Linked DNA regions of Homo sapiens: region 2 is linked to region 1. The links are chromatin contacts, found by Hi-C or POLR2A ChIA-PET in ENCODE. All regions are on one chromosome and are shown on one strand. Each heading gives the region's core, a stretch centred on a gene start or an enhancer-like site at or near the end of the contact. The rest is flanking DNA. Distances are from core to core; before and after follow the strand shown.

What was found. A loop is a pair of places that touch in the nucleus more often than their neighbours do. ChIA-PET counts read pairs that join two places held with the same protein, here RNA polymerase II (POLR2A). Pooled maps may share reads with other maps.
Region 2: a loop to region 1 is called in a map of endothelial cell of umbilical vein, with 4 times the contacts of the local background. The contact joins the enhancer-like site here to the promoter of CT75 in region 1. A Hi-C loop is called at or near these places in 1 of 168 maps with a recorded cell type or tissue (endothelial cell of umbilical vein) and 3 of 50 pooled maps. POLR2A ChIA-PET finds 5 or more read pairs at or near these places in 2 of 52 experiments (HepG2 and MCF 10A).

Annotation. Positions count from the first base shown.
Region 1 is chr2:222,315,901-222,320,472 of GRCh38, forward strand. It overlaps CT75 (cancer/testis associated transcript 75), which reads left to right and starts at 2,571. Exons shown (of 4, transcript NR_136642.1): 1 at 2,571-3,470. RNF228 (ring finger protein 228) reads right to left here and starts at 4,255. Exons shown (of 1, transcript NM_001395871.1): 1 at 1-4,255. The coding sequence starts at 4,165. The coding sequence ends at 3,128. RefSeq lists enhancers at 2,264-2,859, 2,636-2,685 and silencers at 3,156-3,485, 4,126-4,435.
Region 2 is chr2:222,362,169-222,366,740 of GRCh38, forward strand. No RefSeq gene overlaps it. Among named protein-coding and RNA genes, the nearest start is that of RNF228, 44 kb to the left of the region's middle. Within about 2 kb of position 2,248, at least 3 of the 41 ENCODE cell types and tissues checked have a DNase peak (open chromatin) inside an H3K27ac peak, as active enhancers do; they include endothelial cell of umbilical vein, where a contact is called at or near this core.

The sequences.
Region 1 (4,572 bases), core at 1,321-3,820:
AGAACCTAGGCAGAATGTGGCCCATGGGGACCAGGAGTTTCCAAGCAGGTACAGAGACCAGACCAGGCCTGGCTTTTTGTAGTGACTCTACTGGTAGTAGAGGTGTCCAGGATTGAATCAAGCTTTTCCAAGATGAAGAGTTGCCATGGGAAGGGAAAAAAAAATACCACTTTCACCAGGAATCCTCCAGACAACTTACTTGCTATTTCAACAATTACTTCTTAAACTCCTGCTTTGTCTAAGGTGCTGGTGTATAGGTGTTTCCACGTAAATATAAATGATTAAACCCAATCTGCTGAATGGAGAGAGGGGAGAGAGACCTGAATGCCAGATAACCACTAGAAACCAGACAGATATTTTCCATGACCACATCCTGCCACTCAGTTCCTGATGGCAAAATCAGAAATTAGCAATAAAGCATGGTAAGCCACAGAAAATCTCTCTCCATGTTTAGATACTGATCTGCTAAGTGTGTCTCTTTGACTTCAAAGTATTCTAACTCAAATTTCAATTACATGAAATTTACACGTGCAATCTATAATAGAAGCAAAATGTGGCTTCTGTTGCCATCGAGGTGATTCAAGAATGTATTTCTCAGTTATGAGGAATCTTTTAGGTTACATTATTGGCATACTTCTCTGGAGCACAAATAAACTCTAAAAAGAAACCTGGTGCCCAAAGTAACCTTAGACAGACTTCTAGGTTGCCAGTTTAGCACACATAAAAAACTCATGTGTGTGTACACATGTACAATGGTTACAGCCACAAAGCCAAGTTGTTACCAGTATGCATATATTTTATACATAATATATCTTTAAACATAAACCTAATACATACATATATACATGTGTAGCTGCACTTGTGCAACTCAACAGTTTTTAGTGCAAACAGAATCTTAGTAATGGAGGTAAATAAAGAATGAATAAGAGGTAAAAATGGATATAGAAGTAAAACACAAGACATGGGGGTATAAATAAATTAAAACTAAGTTCTGAAAAGTGACTTTTAGTAATAGAAACCTAAAAACATTTCATAGAAGGCAAGAACAAAGTCTGACAACAGAGTTTAGTTTTAGTGGACATTGTGGTAGTAAATATGTAAGTTACTTCTCTCTTCAGAATACAACAGATCTCACTGGGCCTTCCAGGGTCATTATTCCTAGAAATAATCCCACTAAATGCCCATCTTAGCAACGCACATTTCCATGTGTGAGTTATTTCTCTCTCAGCCCCATTTAAAAATGTGAAATTTGGATTTAGAAGGGGACATGTATTTAAGGAAGAGAAGTGCCACACAAATAATGGAGCAATTTTACCATGAAATTAATGTCATGAAAATAGATATTTCTATAAATACCTCTTGTTTTTATTATTAAGACAATGCAGACATAAAACACTTCATACTGTAGTTTCTACATTGCAGCCAAACCACTTATCAATGGCCAATAAATTACTTCACTCCTATGATAGATACAAATGCTCGATTCAAGTTCAATTAATAGAATAGTGTCAGGATATCATGCAGACAGCTTGCATAAATACTCGAGGAATAATAGCATACCTTCAGTAGATTCTGTGATTTTTAAGCATGAAAACTTTGTCTTATTCCAAATTTCAAAAGATGGAATAAAGAATGTTTTCATATAAAATACATTTGGAACAGTTTTCCTTCTTAAAAAAAAAGGCATCTAACCCACTTGCAACATATACTGGCAATTCATCTTTGTAGTTACAAAATCAGATAGATATATATTCTTTTTCATCTCATGTGACTGTATGTGAACATTTCAGTAATTCCAACAATATCAAACAGCTAAATTCAAAATCATATAATACTTTCTAATAAGTGTATACGATATATATCTTTTGTAGCCAAAGGCAGAAAGACCTTCAGTTAGTTGATTTCATGTTTGGGCACTAGTTTATATTTTATCAGATAATTAAAAGTCATTAGTTATTTCACAGTATAAAATATTGAATCAATTACCAACAGGCTTTTATTTTCTGCTCCTAATTTCGAAATGTATTTGGACTCGAGGTATGGGAATAATGTCACTGCTTATCAAACAATTTTCTGGAAATCTTAATGCACAAAAATTTCCAGATTTATATATTCAAAAATAAATTATATGTTAAATGAAATTAAGAAAAAAAGGCGAGGGGAAGGAGAAAATCTAGTTTATATTCTGTGTGAATAGCTTTCAATATCTTCCAGGTGGGGGCAACCGTAAGCCACTTTTGAGAGAAGGGAGAACAGGCTCTTTAAGCTCCCTGAGTCTAGTTACAGAAGACTTCCTGGCAGTAACACCGTGAATAAAACAACCACAAGCTTCCAGGAGATGAGACTTCTAGGCTCTGCTCCAGACAACACCCGGCCATGGGCAACAGGGCCCACCGCCCTGGGCGCGCCGCAGCCTCGGCCACTCCGAGTCGGCTCCGATCGCGCACGCGCGCCGTGCACCTGCCCCATCGCGCCCAGCTGCTGCCTGAGCTCCGGGCACGCCCGCGCTGTGCCGGCGGGGAGTGTCCGTCACTCTCAGCGCTCAGGATCTCTCCCTTTCCAGGACCGCTAGGAAGCAGGAAATCCTTTTCCTCTCACGTTTACATCCCATTCATTCTTCCTCCGGGCAATTCAAGTCCATTCACAGCCGCCACAGATGCACGTGTGCACGCGCGCAGCTGCACCTTTAAAGAAACTCTCAAGTCCTGGCGGCCAGAAAACCAGCTTTCAGGCGGGGCGGTGGGGCTCCCCCTCCCCTTGCTTCGTCTCTGCAGATCTTTGTGCTCTAGGGAGGGATGGCCGCACATTCTGACGAGGACGAGGGTGGTGCATAACGCGGAGGTCAATTTTGCACAGTCCAGGCAAAAGAGACCCCCCCCCCCCACCAACATCCCTTCCTGTTCAGTTTCCCTCTCTGGCCCAGCGCGAAGGGCGAGGGGCGACAGAAGCCCGAGGGACAGAAAACCGAGGCTCCTCAGTGGCCGAGTTGGGAGAGAGTGTGAGTCCAGGAGAGCCCGGGGGCAGCAGGGAGAGGGTGCAGAAGCTCGAGCGCACCGAGCCAGAGGCCCCCTCTTCTCCCGCCACGCGGGGCTGGAGGTGCAGGCGCCGGTTCCGCGGCGTGGCCCGGCTATGTGTCGCTCCTCCGCGCGCCGCCCGCCGCAGCCCGTGCCCTCGGGCCGCCGCCGCCGCCGCTGCCCCCCGTCGAGCCCGCGGCCGCACCCTCGGGCCGATACTTGAGCCAGCAGATGACCCAGGTGACAACGACCGAGAAGAGTGCCAGGATGCTGGCCACCGACAGGCAGATGGGCCCCACGGGCGAGGGCGAGGGCGACCCGGTGGCCGGTGCCTCGCCAGGGGGCGCCCCGCCTCCGGGGGTTCCCCCGCCGCCGTAGTGGTTGACGAAGATGAGGCCGGTGAAGAGCAGCACCACCATGGAGAGGAAGGAGAAGACCACGCACACGCAGCCAGCGGTGAGCGCCGCGCGCTTGCAGTTCTGGCAGCTGTCGTAGGCGCCCGGGGCGCGCAGGCCGGGGCGGGCTCGAGGCCCGGGGGCCGCGTCCTCGGCAGGCGGCGGCGGCGGCGGCTGCGGTGGGGCGGGGGAGGGCGGCGGTGGCGGGGCCGGGGTGGGCGGCGGGGCAGCAGCGGGCGCGGGCAGGCGCGCGGGCAGCGGCGGGAGGCGGTCCTGGGGCAGCGGGTCGTGCGCTGCGCGCAAAGCCAGCGGGAAGGCCTCGGCTAGCTTGGTGTTGTTGGGCAGGCCGTGCACGCGGCTGTCGGGCAGCGGCGTGCGGTGGCGGCACACCGGGCACGCGATGGCGCCGGGCGGGCAGAGCCAGGGCGGCGGGCGCGGCGGGCGCTCAGGCGCGGCGGCAGCGGCGGCGGCGGCGGCGGCGCGGAGCTGCAGCTGGCTCAGGCACTCCTGGCAGAAGGTGTGCAAGCACGCCAGCAGCTTGGGCGCGCGCCGGTCCGCGTCGAAGTAGTTGTAGCAGATTTTGCACTCGTAGTCCTCAAGCGGAGGGAGGCCGGAGACCGTCTCCGCTGCGTCCCGGGCTCCTGCGTCTCCGCAGTCCGGGGCTCCCTTCGCGGCGACCCCAGCTCCCTCCCGGCTCCCGGGGCTGCTGCTTGGGCTCTGCTGGCTGCCGCCGCTGTCGCTCGCCGGCGCTGCCATGGCATGATCCGCCCCTCATCGGGGGCAAGGTGAGGTGCCTTCCTCCCCCTGCACCGCCGCCTGGGCTCCGGGCGGGGAGGAGGCGCTTCTGCCTCCCCCCTCTGACTGCTGTCGCCTGGCGGGGGAGGCACCGCTGGCTGGGCCAGGCGGGGGCGCAGCAGCGACCGCCTCCCCCTCCCGCCTCCCCGTCCCCCGCCCCCGGCGCGTGCACCACGGTCCCTCCCCGTCCCTGGGCTCCTCTGCAGTCCCCCTCGGCCTTCTCAACGCAGCTTTCCCAGCAGCTTAGGATATCGGTTTTTGTTGGACTTGAAATTGGGAGTTGAGGGCGGCCTGGAGGCGCTCGGGAAGGAGATTTGGGGTGCGGCTGCTTATAAAGATGTTGCCTTTTACCCCAGCAGTCCCCCGCC
Region 2 (4,572 bases), core at 998-3,497, 46 kb after region 1:
TACAGAATGTCTGGACAATTTAGGGAGAAATAAAATAAAAGAAGTAATTGAAAGTGAGGCATTTACCAACAAGAAATAGTCCAAGTGAAACACCACCCATGTAAGCATCCTGGAATTCATGCTTTCCTCAATCAAAAATCTGTCTCCAACTCTAATGAGCCAATGCTTTTTGGGTACTGTAGTGACTTGTTTCTTATACTGTTGTGCATTTTTACTGATTTTGTTATCATTGGCTCGACATTATGGACAAAAGGAGAGAAAAAGAAAAGCAAATTACTGAAGTGAGCTTGGAAATGCATATGGTCATATCAAGATGACATTTGAAACACTGGTCCAAGTTTTCCCTTGAATTCCACAGTTAAGATCACAGAACAATATGGGAAATGAGCCAGATTACATGGTACATTAAAATAAACTAGAGTTATTTCCTCAACCTCATAAAGTAGCCAATGCCACGGACCACTGCCTTTCCATGAGATAGAGAAATACTTTCCATCTTTTGGAGAAGTACTATTTTAGTCTTTGGAAAGTATATTTGGATTTTTTATTTTATTTTTATTTTATTTTCACTATACTTCTCTCCCTTGTTAACATTTCGTATAGTATAAGGCCTCAGCCTCTTCTCTTTGGATGGTAATACTGTGGGTTGGAATAACATATTGTTTCAGGTTTTTCCAAGTTTATCAATGATCAAGATGGTTTCCTTTTATAGAGGAGTCAAGGTGCATATTCCAGAAGTTTCTTTGGGAGTGATATGGTTTGGCTGCATCCCCACCCAAAACTCATCTTGAATTGGAGTTCCCATTATCCCCATGTGTTTTGGGAGGGGCCTAGTGGGAGGTAACTTAATCAAAGGGGTGGTTACCTCTACACTATTCTCGTGATAGTGAGTTCTCACAAGATCTGATGGTTTTATAGGGGGCTTTCCCACCTTTGCTCGGCACTTCTCCTTGCTGCAGTGATGTGAAGAAGGACATGTTTGCCTCCCCCTCCACCATGATTGTAAATTTCCTGAGGTTTCCCCAACCCTGCAGAACTGCTAGTCAATTAAACCTCTCTTCTTATTAAATTACCCAGTCTTGGGTATTTCTTCATAGCAGCGTGAGAACAGACTAATACAGGGAGGATGTTGGTTTTATTTTTCTATTATGAGAAGCAGCCTTGGTTGTTATTACCAGTATTAGAAAATTAGGTTTATTTATGTCCATTTGTATTATAAACATGAATTACTTTAAATTAATTTAGTATGTTTTTTTAGGTTGGCTTATTAGATCCAAAAATAACTAAAAGAGAACCAGTTGATTTAAGACCCAACTGCCAAAAATTATATTTAAAATTAGAGTTTTCTTGCTTGCTTCTCTCTGAGGAACCTTGAGCATGTCTCTTTCTGTAGAATGCTTTTTAGGAATCAGTTTAAAGCTACTTTAAAATCATTCAGCCTAAGGTATTAATTGAAAGTGGATCTTGTCAGTTTGCTCGGTCCTGGAGTCCGTTTCATAGATTTTAGGAAGTATTAATTCCTACAAGCAAGGCTCATACTCTACCCAGTTAAACTAAAGATAGCAGAAAAACAATGTTCCATTGAAACCTGAAAAGTATTTGTCCTTTTAATAAAATAAAAAATAAATACTTTGTTTATTAAATAGAAATAGTCCGGGTGGGTGTGGTGGCTCACTCCTGTCATCCCAGCACTTTGGGAGGCTGAGGCGGGTGGATCACTTGAGGTCAGGAGTTCAAGACCACCTGGCCAACATGGTGAAACCCCATCTCTACTAACAATAAATTAGCCAGGCGTAGTGGCAGGTGCCTATAATCCTAGCTACTTGGGAGGCTGAGACAGGAGAACCACTTGAACCTGGGAGGCAGAGGTAGCAGTGAGCTGAGATCGTGCCATTGCACTCCAGCTTGGGCAACAAGAGAGAAACTCCATCAAAAAAAAAAAAAGAATAGAATATTAAGTAGACATCTTGCTACACTTTGTCAAATATATATCACATAGTGTACTATGAAAAGGAAATAAAAGGTTTTTAATAAGGCAGAGTATATTTTATTATGATATTGAAATTGAGAACTTTAGTTTTAAGACTTTGCAATATAGAATGTAATCTATCTATTCTAATTAATGTTGAAAGTGTTTCCCTGTCTTCAAGGCTGTATTTAAGTCTTGTTTTATTTTTTAATAAAACTTTTACAACTTACATATTTCCCTGGCGTAATTTCCTCTGAGAAATGACTCCACAGTTTGGGCTTATTGTTCTGTGCTGAGTCATCCTTCCTTTTTCATGAAGGGTAACACACGTTTGTAGCTTAGTAGTTTTATCTGCCAGTTTATCAGTCTTAGTAGTTTTTCAACTTAGTAGTTTATCAGCCTGTAAAATGTGGGGAGTCTGACAGCCTTCTTTCATTCTGTCCCCTTGCTGTCCCTTTCATACCCACTTCGCAGTGTTTTTGATGGCATGACATTCTCAAGAACATCATGGGTCTTCTAAGTATGTCACAAGAGATTCAGTCCATTAGACAAGAGGTTCCTCCACAGTTCCATCCTGGGAAATCCAATCTCTATTCTTGGCTTTGCTGAGATGGCCAAAGGGATCCTTGAGTCATGCTTACTATTCAAAGTCCTTTGTGTGATTGAATACACTGACTTTTTTATCCTTCCCAGTTACTAGCAAAAGATTGTCTGTTTTTCTTCCAAAATTATTAATGAAGAAACAGAGACTTGGAAATGTTATTAACCTGCCTAAATCTCTCTCAATTCATGATAGCCACACTGTGGTCCTTGATATTCCCCTAATAACAGGGCCTCACTCACCTCAAGTTCATCACTGTTTCTTTTGCCTGGAATATTCTTCTTTCAAATTTCTATTGAACTTAGGGCTTTCACAGGATGCAACCCTTTTGGTGCACAACCTGGGAAAGTCTCAGACAAACTGGATAAATTGGTTGCTTGGGTAGAATATATACTCTACAAAGGCAGAAGTCTTGGTTATTTATTCATATTTCCACCGCCCCTAGAAGAGAGCCTGTCCTATAGTAGACAATCAGTAAATATTTATTGCATGAATAAATGAATACTATGCAGACTCAGTTGTGGCAATAGGAGGCAGTGAGGACAGCCATAGTGAGTTTGCAGCAGCAACATTCGGTATCAGTGTTGATACTGGAGGCCCAAGATGCGCTGTCCAGAGTCTAGTGGTGGTAAGCATGATATTTCCACCAGATCACTACAGTGGGATTTGGAGCATTTTCTTGGCTATGTGACATCAACCTGGCTCTTCCACCCTCCCAAATATATATGAACCATTCAATATCACTGGAATAAAATTAGGATATTATTTTTTAAAAAAATTATATAAAAGAGGTGGGGCCAGCCTATAGACTGCCTCATTTAGATGTGATGCAGTTGAGGAACCCAAATCATGGAGGGACTAGATTACACGACAGAGGGACTGAAGGAGGGAGAGGTTGACTAGAGATAGACTACCAGTAAGGCCAAGCTAATATTCTAATCCTTACTCTGATATAATGAGGATTCATTCCAAAAGTCGTGAGACTCATGTTAAAGAGAAGAATTGTTAGACTATTGAGGGCCAGAGATGAAGAGAAAGGAGCCTCAACGATAATTCCAGTTCAATGTTCACTTCCTGTTAGGGCAAACAAAGGCAAAATAGACCATAATTGTCATCCTAATAACCAAATCAAGCTAGAAAAAGTACAAAATCATATTTCTTAAAACTTAAGAGAGAGTGGAGGATGCAAAGAACCTAAAAGAACCAAATGCCAGAGAGAGATAGGCTCTTTTTAGGAGAGAAGAGATCCACAGTTGCTCTTATTCTTTTTTTTTTTTTTGTAATACTTTAAGTTCTAGGGTACATGTGTACAACGTGCAGGTTTGACACATAGGTATACATGTGCCATGTTGGTTTATGGCACCCATCAACTCATCATTTACATTAGGTATTTCTCCTAAAGCTATCCCTCCCCCAGCCCCCCACCCCGCAACAGGCCCCGGTGTGTAATGTTCCACTTCCTGTGTCCAAGTGATCTCATTGCTCAATTCCCACCTATGAGTGAGAACATGCGGTGTTTGGTTGTCCTGGATATCCTTGTTAACCTTCTTTCTCATTGATCTGTCTAATACTGACAGTGGGATGTTAAAGTTTCCCATTATTACTGTGTGGGAGTCTAAGTCTCTTTGTAGGTCTCTAAGGAGTTGCTTTATGAATCTGGGTGCTCCTGTATTGGGTGCATATATATTTAGGATGGTTAGCTCTTCTTGTTGAATTGATCCCTTTACCATTATGTAATGGCCTTCTTTGTCTCTTTTGATCTCTGTTGGTTTAAAGTTGTTTTATCAGAGACTAGGATTGCAAACCCTGCTTTTTTTTGCTTTTCATTTGCTTGGTAGATCTTCCTCCATCCCTTTATTTTGAGCCTATGTGTGTTTTCGCATGTCAGATGGGTCTCCTGAATACAGCACACTGGGGTCTTGACTCTATCCAGTTTGCCTGTCTGTGTCTTTTAATTGGGGAACTTAGCCCATTTACATTTAAGGTTAATATTTTTTTTTGG